2 separate regions of the Homo sapiens genome follow, and region 1 is linked to region 2. Evidence: read pairs that join two places in POLR2A ChIA-PET (ENCODE). Cell type or tissue: Panc1. All regions are shown on one strand.

What was found. Peaks named below come from ENCODE experiments on the same cell type or tissue, not always from the same donor. Only the 100,000 strongest peaks of a DNase experiment are listed, where the experiment ranks them.
Region 1: POLR2A ChIA-PET joins it to region 2 with 14 read pairs; 5 of 35 experiments call an interaction of 5 or more read pairs at or near these places.

What each region holds. Positions count from the first base shown.
Region 1 is chr6:99,471,477-99,473,976 of GRCh38, reverse strand. All of the region lies in intron 9 of USP45 (ubiquitin specific peptidase 45), which reads left to right. Among named protein-coding and RNA genes, the nearest start is that of USP45, 43 kb to the left of the region's middle. In Panc1, no CTCF peak of the experiment used is centred here; no DNase peak of the experiment used is centred here.
Region 2 is chr6:99,570,056-99,572,555 of GRCh38, reverse strand. It overlaps the pseudogene TSTD3. Among named protein-coding and RNA genes, the nearest start is that of CCNC, 2.6 kb to the right of the region's middle. In Panc1, no CTCF peak of the experiment used is centred here; no DNase peak of the experiment used is centred here.

The sequences.
Region 1 (2,500 bases), 99 kb after region 2:
ATTCCTTTTCTGCCACCTCTCTACTTTTACATATTTGATCATAAACCCTACCACTTTCTATTTAGATTTATGTCCCTATCTGTCAGCTTTCTTAGATTGTGATCTCTTTGAGGAATGGTACTATGTATTGTCTCTGTCCTGTGTGCCTTGCACATAGTAGATGTTCTGTGAATTTGTGTGTGTGTGTGTGTGTGTGTGTTTTGTTTTTTTTGTTTTTTTTTTGAGACAGGGTCTCACTCTGTCATCCAGGCTGGAGTGCAGTGGCATGATCTCAGCTCACTGCAGCCTCTGCCTCCCAGGTTCAAGTGATTCTCCTGCCTCAGCCTCCCGAGTAGCTGGGATTACAGGGTGTGCCACCATTCCCAGCTAATTTTTGTACTTTTAGTAGAAATGGGGTTTCACCATGTTGACTAGGCTTGCTTATTTATTTAGACAGTGTCTTGCTCTGTTGCTTAGGCTGCAGTGCAGTGTTGTGATCTCGGCTCACTGCAACCTCCAACCTCCTGGGTTCAAGTGATTCTCCTGCCTCAGCCTCCTGAATAGCTGGGATTACAGACACATATCACCAAGCCTGGCTAATTTTTTTTTTTTGTATTTTTAGTAGAGACAGGGTTTTACCACTTTGGCCAGGCTTGTTTCGAACTCCGGACCTCAAGTAATCTGCCTGCCTCGGCCTCCCAAAGTGCTGGGATCACAGGCATGAGCTGCCACTCCGGGCTCCCTGTGAATGTTTTTTGAATGAGTTGTATGTGCTTAACCTTAAACGCAACTTTTTTTTGAGAATTTGAATTGGGAAGAAATCAAAATAATTATTCTTATATGTTATACTAGCTAGTTTCTTTGTGATTTGCAATTATTTTGAATATGTTGTATTTGAATAAACTAATAAACCGACAGGATAATACTGTGTTGTTTTACCTACATTGTGTCTAAAAAAGAAAAAAAAAAAGAGATTTATAATTAGTTAACCATTGAGGATATTAGCGTAGTCCCCTAGCTAGTATTTGATCACATTTTCTTAGAGCTAGGAACTGATACTTAGAGTTGAGCTTCAAACTCAAGTCTTTCTGACTCCCAAACTAATGATCTTTCTAATTCTATAAAATACTGCTGATTGAAGTTTAAATGCTTGGACATCTGTAGTCAGTAGAAATAATGATTTTAAGTCTGCTATTTAAAATGTAACCACAATTATTTTACTATTTGTAAAAGTATTAAATTGGATTCAATAATTATGGTATATTGCTCTTCTTGTTGAGGGGTAGATGCATGTTGGCACGGTGGGAACAGGTTGCTTTTTGTATTGTGAACAATAAATGGGCCTACAGATGATATGAGTTACTTTAAGATTAATTCAGATTTATCAATTGCTAGAATTATTTTTTTCCCCATGATTTGCAGGAATACGTTTACTATGTGGTGGTCATGTATCATTAAATGGAATTAAAAATTATGTAAGTGGGCTGGGCATGGTGGCTCATTCCTGTAATCCCAGCAGTTTGGGAGGCTGAGGTGGGCAGATCGCCTGAGGTCAGGAGTTCGAGACCAGCTTGGCCAACATGGTGAAACCCCGTGTCTACTAAAAATACAAAAATTAGCCAAGCATGGTGATGCGTGTCTGTAATCCTGGCTACTCAGGAGACTGAGGCAGGAGAGTTGCTTGAACTCGAGGTGGAGGTTGCAGTGAGCTGTGATCGCGGCACTGCACTCTAGACTGGGTGAGGGAGTGAGACACGTTCTCAAAAAAAAAAAAAATTAGTAAGTGAAGTTAAAAGTCATGTGAATGGATTAAAATTATGTCTTGGGGTTTTTTTTCTGTTGATATTATAAAAAAAGTAAAATATATCCCTGTCACTTTTTTCTGTTTTACCTCTATAATTTGATAGCAGTCTTTGTTATAATTAAATTATTGTTTAGTCGTAATGGTGCATTGGGATGCACAGTATCTTAGGCAGCCCAGCAGGACACATTGGTTTTGAAAGCTCTTATCTTTCTTGCACTATTTGAAGGCTTTAAATGGTGCAGTAAAATTAAAATGTCAAGTCTGTGGATCTATTCAATTTCATAAGCGAGGACAGTCCTGACGGTCAGCTACAGTATCAGGGCAGGAGCTGCATTGTCTGGCCTGGGAACTCCACAGCTGTTAATCATGCTGTTGTTGTAGGGTGTCACTGCCATGTGTTTCTTGATTGAAGGAAGGCTACAGTGTTATGTCTGCCACCAGAATCTTTTAGTAATGATGAAAAACTACTGACCTCCTTTCATATGGTTTCATTAAAGTCTTTTCTGAACTACAACATTGAGGAATATACTCTTGCTGAATATAGTACTTAAAGGATCATTTGTGCAGAAATTGTAAATTTTTCATGTACAAAATCAAATTTCCTAGAAGTAGTTCTTTTATAAGGCAGTCTTTTTAATTTATACATTTATGCTTCTTTGTTTTTTCCTTTTAATTTGCACAGTCACTAAATTAATGATACTATATTTTTATTATCTT
Region 2 (2,500 bases):
GAGTGCAGAATTAGGTATAAAACAAAATTGCGGGGCACGGTGGCTCATGCCTATAATCCCAGCACTTTGGGAGGCTGAGGTGGGTGGATTAACTGAGGTCAGGAGTTTGTGACCAGCCTGACCAACATGGTGAAACCCCATCTCTACTAAAAATCCAAAAAAAAAAAAAAAAAAAAAAAATTATCTGGGCATGGTGGCAGGCACCTGTAATCCCAGCTACTTGGGAGGCTAAGGCAGGAGAATCGCCTGAAGCCATTGCACTCCAACCTGGGTGACAGAGCAAGACTCTGCCTCAAAAAAAAAAAAAAAAAAAAAAAGTGCTAGTCCAGTAATAGCAACAAAGTATAATAGGATCGCTTAGAATAAAACATTAGTAATACTAATTCGTTGCAGTATCCTTATCTTCTGGATGATGCCAGTTTCACAAAAACAAAACAAACCCTGAGAGAGTTGAAGAAATCCTGAATCTGTGAACTAGCCCATGGCCTGGAGTTTCTTAAGGTAGTGCCTTTTAAATATAAATATAAAGATAAATATATATATATTTTTATTTATTTTTTTTTTTTTTGAGATGGAGTCTCACTCTGTCGCCCAGGCTGGAGTGCAGTGGCTCGATCTCAGCTCACTGCAAGCTCCGCCTCCTGGGTTCATGCCATTCTCCTGCCTCAGCCTCCCGAGTAGCTGGGACTACAGGCGCCTGCCACCACGCCCGGCTAATTTTTTGTGTTTTTAGTGGAGACGGGGTTTCACCGTGTTAGCCAGGATGGTCTCGAGCTCTTGACCTCGTGATCCGCCCACCTCAGCCTCCCAAAGTGCTGGGATTACAGGCCTGAGCCACCGCGCCCTGCCAATATTTTCTATTGTGATCTGTAGTGTAACAGACAGTAGTGTTCATGAAGTATACTACACACTCGTTTACATTTCTCAGCTTTCTTTCTTTTTTTTTTTTTTTTGAGACAGAGTCTCACTCCGACACCCAGGCTGGAGTGCAGTGGCGCGATCTTGGCTCACTGCAACCTCCGCCTCCCAGGTTCAAGCGATTCTCCTGCCTGAGCCTCCCAAGTAGCTAGGATCACACGCATGCGCCACCATGCCCGGCTAATTTTTGTATTTTAGTGGAGACGGGGTTTCACCATGCTGGCCATGATGGTCTGATCTCCTGACCTCGTGATCTGCCTGTCTTGGCCTCCCAAAGTGCTGGGAGTACAGGCGTGAGCCACCGTGCCTGGCCTCAGCTTTCTTCACAGTTAAAAATTGGAGGCATGTGTCTATTCTGGTCAATGGCCCATGAGAGAAAGTGATTGGGTTGTTTCTGTTTCAAGGCTCTTAACCCTGGGTAAGAGTTAGTATGAGTCCTCTGTGCTCTCTCTAGAAAGATTTTAAACCTAGAAGTAAAGACCATCAAGATGGAGTAATTGAAGGATATATAAATATTACATTCTTGAAAATCTGGAAGACAACCACCAAGGAGAGCAAGCCGACTTTATGGGACTTTATGGGAGTGACGTATGACATGTAAAATACTTTGATGTTAAGCTATGCTGATTAGGGGTGGGGGTGGGGAGGTGTTACCACAATTTCACCTAGTGTAGCTTATCCAGACTAATTCATTCTTTTTTCTTTTTCTTTTTGGATTTGGAGTCTCACTCTGTTGTCCAGGCTGGAGTGCAGTGGCACAATCTCTGCCCACCGCAACCTCTGCCTCCTGGGTTCAAGCGATTCTTGTGCTGCAGCCTCCCGAGTAGCTGGGACTACGGGTGCACGCCACCACACTCCGCTAATTTTTGTATTTTTAGTAGAGACAGGGTTTCACCATGTTGGCTAGGCTGGTCTCAAACTCCTGACCTCAAGTGATCCGCCCATTTCGGCATCCCAAAGTGCTGGGATTACAGGCGTGAGCCACCACACCTGATGCAGACTAATTCTCACATACAAACAAATGCATTTCACATCTTGACTGTGTGTGTATATGTGTGTTTGTGTATGTATATACACACATATATAACTGAACCAAATTTAAATATAATATCCTTGCTATTTCTGATTTACCTAGTATTTTCTGTTCTATTTAGGAAAATGATTATACTTAATTTTACCACACCCTAATTGGTCTCCACCTACAATGTGAAAAATACTGTCTTAAGTTGCCTCAGATGCTGACTGTCTATAAACAAGTTTCTGGAGTGTCCAATTATTTAGAAAAATAATTATAAGTTTTACAATAAATGCATTGCTACAATGAAAATGAAATGGAAAATACAAAATATTTCGTCTTGTAAAATTAAATTATGGCTTTTTTTGCAGTATGTTTCTATTAGGTGCATACATGTACATACATGTGCATACATATATGCATGAATATTTTTAGATGTTCTGCAAAACTGTTGATTCCGCTGCTCTGTAAGTTTGCACTTTATCACTCCAAAATAACTCCATTAAGATCGCGGCCGAGATCTCGCCACTGCACTCCAGCCTGGGCGACAGAGCGAGACTCCGTCTC